Regions from separate parts of the Homo sapiens genome. Here regions 1 and 2 are each linked to region 3. A link is a contact called in ENCODE Hi-C or POLR2A ChIA-PET data. All regions are on one chromosome and are shown on one strand. The core of a region is the stretch at or near the end of the contact, and the rest is flanking DNA. Distances in the headings are between cores, read along the strand shown.

What was found. Hi-C counts contacts between places; a loop is a spot of excess contacts on that map. ChIA-PET counts read pairs that join two places held with the same protein, here RNA polymerase II (POLR2A). Pooled maps may share reads with other maps.
Region 1: a map of PC-9 shows a loop between it and region 3 (10-fold over the local background). The contact joins two enhancer-like sites. A Hi-C loop is called at or near these places in 5 of 168 maps with a recorded cell type or tissue (PC-9, dorsolateral prefrontal cortex, prostate gland and 2 more) and 1 of 50 pooled maps. POLR2A ChIA-PET finds 5 or more read pairs at or near these places in 1 of 52 experiments (naive thymus-derived CD4-positive, alpha-beta T cell).
Region 2: a loop to region 3 is called in a map of prostate gland, with 2.4 times the contacts of the local background. The contact joins two enhancer-like sites. A Hi-C loop is called at or near these places in 5 of 168 maps with a recorded cell type or tissue (IMR-90, ascending aorta, prostate gland and 2 more), 1 of 37 single-sample maps with no recorded cell type and 7 of 50 pooled maps. POLR2A ChIA-PET finds 5 or more read pairs at or near these places in 1 of 52 experiments (OCI-LY7).

The regions. Positions count from the first base shown.
Region 1 is chr3:24,126,797-24,130,198 of GRCh38, forward strand. THRB (thyroid hormone receptor beta) reads right to left here. Exons shown (of 11, transcript NM_001354712.2): 10 at 703-961. Among named protein-coding and RNA genes, the nearest start is that of THRB-AS2, 23 kb to the right of the region's middle. Within about 2 kb of position 1,620, at least 3 of the 41 ENCODE cell types and tissues checked have a DNase peak (open chromatin) inside an H3K27ac peak, as active enhancers do; they include PC-9, where a contact is called at or near this core.
Region 2 is chr3:24,144,770-24,148,594 of GRCh38, forward strand. It overlaps THRB (thyroid hormone receptor beta), which reads right to left. Exons shown (of 11, transcript NM_001354712.2): 7 at 1,906-2,053. Among named protein-coding and RNA genes, the nearest start is that of THRB-AS2, 4.6 kb to the right of the region's middle. Within about 2 kb of position 1,347, at least 4 of the 41 ENCODE cell types and tissues checked have a DNase peak (open chromatin) inside an H3K27ac peak, as active enhancers do.
Region 3 is chr3:24,046,613-24,050,225 of GRCh38, forward strand. No RefSeq gene overlaps it. Among named protein-coding and RNA genes, the nearest start is that of LINC00691, 55 kb to the right of the region's middle. Within about 2 kb of position 1,484, at least 6 of the 41 ENCODE cell types and tissues checked have a DNase peak (open chromatin) inside an H3K27ac peak, as active enhancers do; they include PC-9, where a contact is called at or near this core.

The sequences.
Region 1 (3,402 bases), core at 370-2,869, 80 kb after region 3:
TGGCACTCAGACTTGTTTGGGCCAATCCAGTGTGGATGAAGGGATCCTGTGTGATTTGAGACTGGGCCTCATGGGATCTGCAACTTCTGTTTTCGTGTGCTTGGGACTCTTTCTCTTGGAAATCAACAGCCAAGTAAGAAGTCTACCCTGCCGGAGGAAAGGCCGCATAGAGGGAGGCCTGAACCAGTGTTTGATGTCCCAGCTGAACTCCAGCCATCTTGGATGTTTAAGCCACTAAGTTTTGGGTCGGTGTGCTATTTAGCAACAGATAACTAAAACTTCAGTTGTAGCTAAGCCATGAACAAATTCTAGCCTGCATCCGCGGTTTCCACACACAGAACTTAACACACAATCGTGTGGTCACTCACATCCATATCTGGCATACCCCAAACCAGAAGGAGGCAGGTTTGGCCAAAGACTACGAAGAGGGCTGCACAGTATCCACCAAAGGCGGATCACTTCGTAGAGTCTTTAAGATGGCTCCTTTGGCTTCTTTCTATCCTGGGACACTGCAAAAAGCATCAGACATCTGACGCCCCCCCTTTAAGTTCCCAGTCCACTGGCAAACCTGCAATTTCTTACTGAAGAAGAGTGAGCTATGTTTCTGAAGCTAAAGGGGGACTGAAAACTCAAGTGATTGGAATTAGCGCTAGACAAGCAAAAGCTCTTTGGATGCCCACTAACGAGTCTAGGCGTACTCACCTGAAGACATCAGCAGGACGGCCTGAAGGAGGGCTACTTCAGTGTCATCCAGGTTGAAAGAAGACAGAGACATGCCCAGGTCAAAGATGGCGTCTGACACCACCCCAAGACCCCCATTTTTCAGCTGGCCCCGTGTCACTGCCATTTCCCCATTCAAGGTTAAAGTCTCACTTTCTGGGTCATAGCGCACAGCAGCGCGAAGGGACATGATCTCCATGCAGCAGCCTTTGAGGAGGATGATCTGGTCTTCACATGGCAGCTGAAAAGAACCAGTTCATGTCAGCAAAGAACAAATGCAAAAATGCCAGTCAGGAACAACATACAGTATCTTAAAAGCAATAGGAATAACCTTCTGTGATTAACATTTGTCCTGCATTCTTTGAGCCCATGGTTTTCCCTTCCCTACTTGGCTGCAGACTTTCGACAACCATTTTTCATACTCAAAGTTGACTGTAATCTTCACCAACTTTAACCTCAGGAGTTTGCATTGCTTTTATGACAGACACAGTTCTCCAACTGCTATTACAGTCGTGTGTGAAACTGTGCTAATAACCCCTCAGTTTGGGGGTTTGTATTATAACTTCAACTGATAACTGCTTGAGAGCAGGGTTTATGTTAAACTCTCCATTTTTGTTTGTTTGGTTTTTTGTCTTGTAGCTTGAATAGGTAACAGCTTACCCTACTGTTTAGCTGGCAACTGGGCTTCCTTTTGGTTTTTGAAGCACGTTTGCTCTTGTAGCCTCTTGGCACAAAGCTAGAGGGTTGTTGGCAGAGATACATGTTGCCCATGAGGCCCAGAGATATAAGCTTCATCTAAAGTCACCCAGGGACTTGAAGGCAGAGGGGAGAGCAGAATTCAGACCTCCTGACTCCCAAGGTTGTGTTCTTCTCAGCACCTTAGACACAGGATTACTCAACACACTGGGTCTTTCTGCCAGTGTTGCAATCTCCTTTTAAGCTCATTTGGTTACCCTGTTAGTTAAGATTTGTGAGAATGTGGCAACGTTAATAATAAAAAATACCTTTGCTTATAGGCAAAATAAGAATTTTATTTTCTGGAAGGGGAGACTATTTAATTAAATGCCATTATCAAAGGAGTTTGGAAAGCTATTAGTAAATGGGTGTGTTTGATGAATTGGGCATCATGCCCAGATTTCCATGCATCACCTCATTTAATCTTCACAGCAGTACAATGAAGTAAATATTCTAATTCCATATTACTTACAGATGTGGAAATCCAGGCACTGAGAGGGTAACAAGCTGGGTGGGGGCGGGGGTGGTCAAATGAATGTTTCATGGGTGAGGCTAGGATTTGAAACTGGATCTGTCAGAATCCAATGCCAAGAGAAGAAGGAAACATAACTCTTTTTTTTTTTTTTTTTTTTTTTTTTACCATGGATATGACTAAGTTTCCATAAACAACAAATATGTGAGTTACACCTAATATCTGTCTCTTCATTAGAGCAGTTACAAATTCCTTTTGGGAAACGCTCTTGGCAATACTCAACCAGTCCAATTTAGGTTATTATATAAAAGTAATACAACTGAATTACATCTAAAATACTGGGCATTTTATGTTTTTTACTAGCTCAGCCTAGTCACTTTACCATTTAATTTCAAACTGCTTGGCTTTTTCTTCAGAATAAAAGTCATTGCATATTTGATTCTGGAATCCATACATATGAATTCTCTCCTTCCGCTCATTTTTTAAAAAGCACTGTGATTTGCTTTTGTCTAGGTTCTGATTGTTAAACACAGATTGCTGACCCCAACCTCTGAGTTTCTGCATTTCCCCCAAGTTCCCAGGTAATGCTTATGTTGCTGGTTCACAGATCCCACTCTTGAGAACCACTAGCATAGAACAGCAACAAGAAGTTACTAATCAGATCAAACCATTTATTTTTAAAATGTGTCACAAAGTATGCAAACTGGGGCAGGCCCCACTTTTGAAACCAATTCTGATTATAGATGAAGTAGAAATTTTCTTTTCCAAATTTCTAGTTTAAATACCAACTGTTGAAGATTAGTTCAAATTTAAATAAAAGCTGAATAAGTATTTGCAAAGGATCACCAATGGTTTAAAAACTAGGCCAGATGCCTTTTCCTTTAAGAGGGATTTGTAGGATCCTGGTGAGATTTGTTTCAACACGTGGGCAAATAATCTCTTAGACACCTGCCAAAATGCTTTCATTGTGAGAACACTCAACAAGGGCCTGACAGGCAGAGATGCAGGGATACTCCCACAGGTTCTTCCTGCTTCCTTAGGAGAGCATCACTCAGGTTGACTGGCAAAGACGACAGGGCCCTGCACTCTAGGAGTGGTTTTGCATGTTGTTTTGGCAGCTCTGCCGGCGATGATTTTAGATCTTGTGAAGCCCCTGGTGTCATGCCAGTCTTGTTTGGTGGGTTGGCGTGGATCTTAGAACAATTATCATGAACACAGTTTGAATAGCAGATGTGATAAACTGCCTCTGGCAAGAGACCCCTGGCTCTCAAGACCACCTGAGATCTCCAGCCCACTCCATGGGTAGCTCACGAACCTATACAGTTAATTCACCTCTTTTGGGTTTGAGAGAGAATATAAAAGGCTAAAGGTCATCAGGAGGCCTCAAAGACAGAAAGTACATGCAAAGGTGCTTTGCTGTAAAGGTGCTCCCACCATCCCGCCACCATTGTCTTTTGTAATTGGCAGACCACACG
Region 2 (3,825 bases), core at 97-2,596, 98 kb after region 3:
CAGAGAGGTCGTGACTTGCCTAAAGTCACAGAGCAAGTTAATGGCAGAGCCAAGGCAAGACCCAGGACTCCTGACTCCAGTTCTACGACATCACTGTCCTAGGGCCATTTCTTGATGAAGGTGTGACCTGGTAGGAAAAGAAAAAAAGCAGACATAGCAAGAGAAGGAGAACCAAGGTGCCTAGCTAGTCTCCCATTTAAATATTCTAATTTAAAGAGAATATTAAATTCCAGACCATTTAGATTTGATTGGATTGTCAAAGTCATGTGAGCGCTTACAAATGAGGAAAATATGAATGAGCCCTGTTAAGTCATTTTGGTTCAGTTACTAAAGGGAAAGGAGGAATGGTAATAATACCCTCAACCCCTTCCCAAATGCTTCCGGTGTGCCAGGGACTGTTGTATTTGATGAACATTATCTAATTTAATCTTGAAAACAACTCTACAAGGTAGGCAATGATTTCACAGAAGGAAAATCTCAGCTTAATTCCAAAGGTCACACAGCTAGTAAGTGACAGATCTGGGACTCGAACAGAAGTTTTTCTGATTAGAAAGCCTGAGCTCTTAGAATCCCTCACAAGCAAGTAAAGGGCACTCAAAATTTATTTCCATACAGTCTAGATTAACACTGAGTTTTTAAACCTCATAGACACTAGTATCTTAAACTTCTCAATAGAACACTGAAATAGATAATCAATAATAAGTTTGTCATAGTGGCATATCTAAGTATTTGGCTGTAAGTCAATCATATTCACATATCCCTATCAGGCATATTGTTGGCAAGGGCTAAAGGCCTTTAAGAGATAAAGATAAAGAAAATACTCAGCCAGAGGTGGGGATTAACCCAGGATTTCCAGCCTAACACTCTAACATAACCCTCTTCCTTTTTAAAGATTCTCCATTCCTTCTTCTTTAATGGGCAAACCAGAACATTTCACAGATTTTTTTTTCTCAGTGAAAGAACTCTATTTCTCACATAAAATGTGAGTCATGATTACTTCTTTCATCAGGAAAAATCCTCACTGTATTTTCTTTTTTCTTTCTTCATTTTTTATCTTTCTTTTTCTTTTTAATTTTTAACTAATAGTTGGAATCTCTCACTGATGTGCAAAAAATTTATGCCAGTAGAATCATTAATACTGATGCCTGGCAAAAGGGAGGCCACACATTCTGAATGACATGATTCTTATTTTTATGATTAGATTAATTAAAGTGACTGGTGTAAATCCCTCGCACAGTGTGGGGAGAAGAGACCCCAAGGGCTAATCTCGCCACCATATGCTGTAGCACTTTGAAAACTGGGTAGGACGACTTCAGCTCGGAATGTCTTTATTGCTAAAAATATAACAAACAACCAACTGCAGGATGACTCATGCAATAGCACTCAACTTTGCATTCTTCAGAAATTTCTGAACACGATGTTTTCTGCCAGCGCCCCATCTCCAAAAATGTCCATAAAATAAATTCCTGTCTTTGCTCTTGAAAAAATATTAGGACTAGTCCCTGAGGCTCTACCCCATGTGAACACTGTGTATAGAATGATACCTTATCAAGGTAAATGGACCAGACCTCTCATTTGTAATCTCTGTCTCAAACAGAGTGTTGCTAACAACTAGGCCTGCAAATGTGATAGGGATAATTTAACTGCATTTCCTCCTCCATCATCCATACTTTGACAGTTAGGAGGTGGTATGACAGGGTAGGATGGAACCCACCCAGCAATGGCTCCCACCTCCCTTTCAGGGCAAGCCTGGATGTGGGGAGTGAGGGGTGTATGCGAAAGTAAGGTATTCCCTTCTCTGTCTTCTTGGGTTCCTGCCTTCTTTTCTGCCCAGTCGATCTCCTTGAACCAAACTGTTTCCTAATCAACATTCCTTGAATATGAAGCAAGTGAAGATCTACTTACAATCTGTTGCCATGCCAACATAGATGCATTTCTTAAAGCGACATTCCTGGCACTGATTTCGCGTGACTTTGTCTATGACACATTTTCCTTCATATTTACAGGAATAGGATGGATGGAGATTTTTCTGAATGGTTCTTCTAAAGAAACCCTATATGAAAAACAAAGACCCAAGACAACAGTTTCATATTTTCTTGAAATCAGTGATTCTGGAATTTTGTGTCCATATAACTATGAGATGAATCGTTTTGGACCTTAACCTGTTTCTAGGCCTCTAGCTCCACATATTCAAATATAAGACAGTTGGCCCAGAAGGATCTAGAGAGTTCTAAATCTGAGCTGATGATGCCATAGGACTACAGAGTCAACACCTTTTTTTTTGGTCTTTATTCAAGGAAAAGAGGCTAGTAGGAACATCTAGCGCTTGTTTTTATTTTTTCTAAATATTGAATATATAAGTAAATTATACTGTTCTATTTCATATACTGACATAATTGTGTTGCTAAATTAAGCTATGAGGAGTTTTGCTACTTTATACTGAGTAATAAGAGAGCTCCAAGACCAAGAAGAAAGTGAAAAAAATGAAAAGACATGGATACTTGCAATACTTTATTAATTAAAAATCTAATAATTTAGTAATTAAACAGATGTACTAGCTGGCTTCCTGGATTTAGTTTAATACTTGTTTTTGAATCTTGAGACAGCCATGATCAGCTCACTTAGCCTTTCAAACAATAGGACTCAGGGAGTAGAACGCTCCAGGTTTTCTACCAAGTTTTTCCCCATAGCTCATTGCATTGAGGTTTTCCTTTTATAACACTCTTTCTTTGGTATCTGTAGACATACACCTACAGGTTCAATGATTCTTCCTTTCTTAAGGCATGAGAGAGCACCTCTGTAGCATCTGGGGACACTGTTTAGTTCTAGGTTTGGGTGACTTAGGTAATATTCTCAAGAATGTGCAATACTAGAATTTTTCTGGACGTGATCCTCAAGTTGAGGCAACTGTCATCTGTATTGTAGAAGTTAATAACAGCAGTGAGCACTTATTGTGAGGGCACATTGCTAAGTGCTGTAGAAACATTCAATATCCTTCTATCTTCCCTACAATCATGTAAAGGAGGTGCTCTAAATATTTCCATGGTAGGGATTAAAAAAGTAAACCTCAGACAGGTTAAATCGCTTGCCCAAATCACATGGTAAGTACATGTGGGAACTTCAGGTAGGATGGAAACCACCCAGCAATGACCCCCACCTCCCTTGCAACCCAGGAGCGGCACTCCACATCTTACTTGCTTAACTGCTTATATGATGTATAATGAAGTAAATTTTACTGTATTACTTGAATGTTTTAGATCAACAGATTATAAACAGTCCTGCCCCAGCCACTTAAAAAGTTCATTTTAACTGTTGGTAGGATAACAAGGCAAAATGAGTGTTTTAAAATGTAAGAAATTAAAAAAAATTTTTTTTGAGACAGAGTCTCGCTCTGTCACCTAGGCTGGGGTGCAGTGGTGCGATCTTGGCTCACTACAACCTCCACCTCCAGGGTGCAAGTGATTCTCATATCTTAGCATCCAGAGTAGCTGGGATTACAGGCGTGTGCTACCACACCTGGCTAATTTTTGTATTTTTAGTAGAGACGGGGTTTTGCCATGTTGGCCAGGCTGGTCTCGAACTCCTGGCCTTCAGTGATCCGTCCTCCTTGGCCTCCCAAAGTGCTGGGATTATAGGCGTGAGCCACCACGCCTGGCTAATTTTTGTATTTTTAGTAGAGATGCGTTTTTGCCATATTGGCCAGGCTGGTCTCCAACACCTGGCCTCAAGTGATCCGTCTGCCTCCGCCTCCCAAAGTGCTGGGATTACAGGCATGAGCCACTGTTCCTGGTGGCAAAACAAGTTTTGATGGATGTCTTCTGCTAA
Region 3 (3,613 bases), core at 234-2,733:
ATCAATCAAAACTTTGTCCTGACCCTCCTTTGTCTACCTTCTCCCTCCAATACCTATTACTCCCCGGCATCAGCTACTACTTCTAAGCAGATGACCCTTATATTTCTGTCACTGGTTTCAACCTCTCTGCCAAGATGCAAATTCATTTCTGCCATCTTTCTATTTTTATTCCTCAAATCAGCTACTTCTCTTTACTTCCCAATTTCTGTTAATGGAGGTGTTTAATGGGCATCACTTTCAGGGTGTAAACCAAGAGTTATTTTTATAACTTATTGTTTCTTTTAACTTCTGAACAAGTAAGTGGTCCATCTTCTGCCAGGGGGTAGAGGAGGCTGATAACTCCTCTACTCATTCTCAGATAATAGAAAGCTTGTCACAAGACACAGTCTTGTTACAGAAATTAGAATGTCCAGTCTAAGACCTTAACATATCAGTTTTCATTAAGCACTTCTTTGTCCGACGAGGGCTAGCTGTAGGGGCCAGGGGAGCATTCCTTTGGGGGTAAGGGTATGATCAGCTTCTACTTTTCTCTCACCGCCTCCTAGACTCCCCAGCTGCAGCTCCTGAATCCACCAACACTGAAGAGACTAGAAATACGTAAGGAAAGGTACATTTTCACTTAATAGACATTACCATGAGATGGCTTCATGCTTTCTGGGCTGGGCGGATGTTTACATTTGGCTCTTTTTTTTGTGGGCACTGCTGTGGGCTCTTTGCAAATCCCATTCTGGCACCTCTATGACCCCTAGGAGGTGAATGATGCCTCTCCATCAATGGCAGCTGCTGATACCCAAGGATATTCTGACACCAAGGTATTAATACATTCTCCAGGCTATTATTGCTGGGCTCCCCTGGCCTGGAAGGCCATTCTCTAGGGCAAAATCCCTTTTATAATAGCCCCAGGCTCATGTTCCTGCTGCAGGTTCCACATCTGATCCCCAGGATCCCATGTCTTTGATATGAGGAAAGTTTAATTACTACCCAGCTATGGCTCTTTAGTCTGTAGCCAAAGAATGCTCTAGTTTTCTCAGGCAGACTCTGAACCATGTCAAAGTGTCTGAGCAGTGCCTACAAAGGCCCTGTTACTGGGTTAGGCTGAAGGGAAAGTTTCTCTTATACCTTCCCTTAGATGGCTGGCTACTACTCACAGCAAGGCTTCTTCGAAATACATTCTCACAAATTTTTCTCAGATTTCAACTCTCTTGAGTCTTTTATGTCCTTGAACTGAATGAGGATCCCCAAGAGGTGTATAACTGATTCTCCAGCATTTCACTTGAAAATTTGCATTTCCTATCAGCTAAATTAATTTGTGTTTGTATTTAGCTGGTCTGTCTCACACATCTCTGTTGGTATCTAGTTTCTCTCATATCTTGGGGCCTCAATCAAAACTTCTAATTTAACATCTGGTTTCACATGCCTTCCTCTGCCATGCTGGTTTGAACTCTGACTCATCTTTGAGTCATCCTTCTTTCTTAACTCCTACATCCAGTTAGTTAATAAATTCTACTGATTTTTATGTTTCAAACCCTCCTTTTCTCTCTCACTGCCAGCACTCTGCTTCAGACTTTCATTATCCCTTGTACATTGGCTTAGTGGCAAGGTGATGGTATGACTAGGTGAGTAAGTGTTTGTGCTCTGGATCCAGTTTGGCTGGGTTTGAATCCAGCTACACCACGTGTGTGTGTGTGTGTGTGTGTGTGTGTGTGTGTGTGTGAGGGAGATAGAGAGAGAGAGAGACGGAGTTTTGCCCTTGTTGCCCAGGCTGGAGTGCAACGGCGCAATCTCAGCTAACTGCAACCTCTGCCTCCCAGGTTCAAGTGATTCTCCTGCCTCAGCCTCCCAAGTAGCTGAGATTACAGGCATGTGCCACCATACTTGGCTAATTTTGTATTTTTAGTAGAGATGGGATTTCTCCATGGTGGTCAGGCTGGTCTCAAACTCCTGACCTCAGGTGATCCACCCACCTCAGCCTCCCAAACTGTTGGGATTACAGGTGTGAGCCACCGCACCTGGCCTAAACCACTTATTAGCTTTGCAATCTTGGCTAAAGTTATTGAATTTCTCTAAGCTTCAGTTTTGTCTGCAAAATGAGGATAATAATTTTTTCATAGGAATGTGTAAGAGTTGCATGTAGTAATAAAAGTAGAATCCCTTGAACATCACAAAATAATGTTGGAAATATGATCCCTATCATAATTATTTTTGAATTGTTTTCTCCATGTTTAGTCTTATTCCTTCAATCCAATGCAGACACTACTATCTGTGGTGGAATGTTTGCAAAATCGCCAGTGAAATTCCACTCCCTGTCCCTAAGGCTTTGTAGTTCTCTCCCACACTGATTCTGTTCTTGGCTATTTAATTTGCTATGGCCAATGAGACAATAGCAAATGTGCCACAGGCAGAGGCTTGAGATGGATTTCCACATAGGAGCTTGCCTTCTTTCACTGCTGGGACTCCTGGTACCATGGGAAAAACCTGGCTGATCTATTGGAGGCACATAGTTCATTGGACATTCACCACCATCTGACTGCCAGCACCAACTGCTGTATATGCCAGCTAAGCCTATCTAGACTAGTCAGCATCTGCAATCAAATGCAGCTGTATAAGCCTAGGCAAGAGCAGTAGAATTGCCCAACTGAGTGTTGTCCAAATTGCCAACTCACTGAATTTAGAGTTAATAAATTATTCTTGTTTTTTTTTTTTTTTTTTTTTTTTTTGAGACGGAGTCTCGCTCTGTGGCCCAGGCTGGAGTGCAGTGGCGCAATCTCGGCTCACTGCAAGCTCCGCCTCCCGGGTTCACGCCATTCTCCTGCCTCAGCCTCCCGAGTAGCTGGGACTACAGGCGCCCGCCATCACGCCCGGCTAATTTTTTTGTATTTTTAGTAGAGACGGGGTTTCACCGTGTTAGCCAGGATGGTCTCGATCTCCTGACCTCGTGATATTCTTGTTTTAAGTCACTGTCTTTTGGAGCAGTTTGTTATATAGCAATGGCTAACTGATACACTACTGCATTAATTATATTAAAGAACAGCTCTAATCACATTGTCCTCCTGCTCAGGTGACCATCCTCATTTGCATGGAATAGTCTTGGTTTACATCTGCTGTCCTAGATGGTAATTGATAATGCCATCTTTGACCCTCAACATTGCTAGTTTGGAGGGCAAAATCAGTGGTCACCCTGCTTCTGCTCAAAATCATTATTATTTCCTGTTGTTTTAAATAAACTCTTTGGCTTAGTGTTCAAGAACTTCCATGAGCTGGTTTAAACATATCTTTCAAAAAGAGTCTTCCCCTGCCCCATTCCAAGCTTCAGACAAACTGGGCTGTGGCTGAATCTCCAAAATACAACCTTCACTTTCTGCTCCTGCATCTAGTCTCTTCCTTATGTTTCTTCCTATGTTGTTGTTTTCATCCATCTTAAACTCCTACTCCATCTTCGAAGCTCCTGGCCAAACACTGTTTCCATTATATCTGTCCGTTTCCCTCAACTGGATGTTGGGCAGCTGATGGAACCTCATCCCTAGTTCCCTCTCCCAAGCCATCTACAGTGGCGGTGACAATGAACCTCATCTTATAATACCTTCAGCAGTATATCCTATCCTTAGGTAGTTTT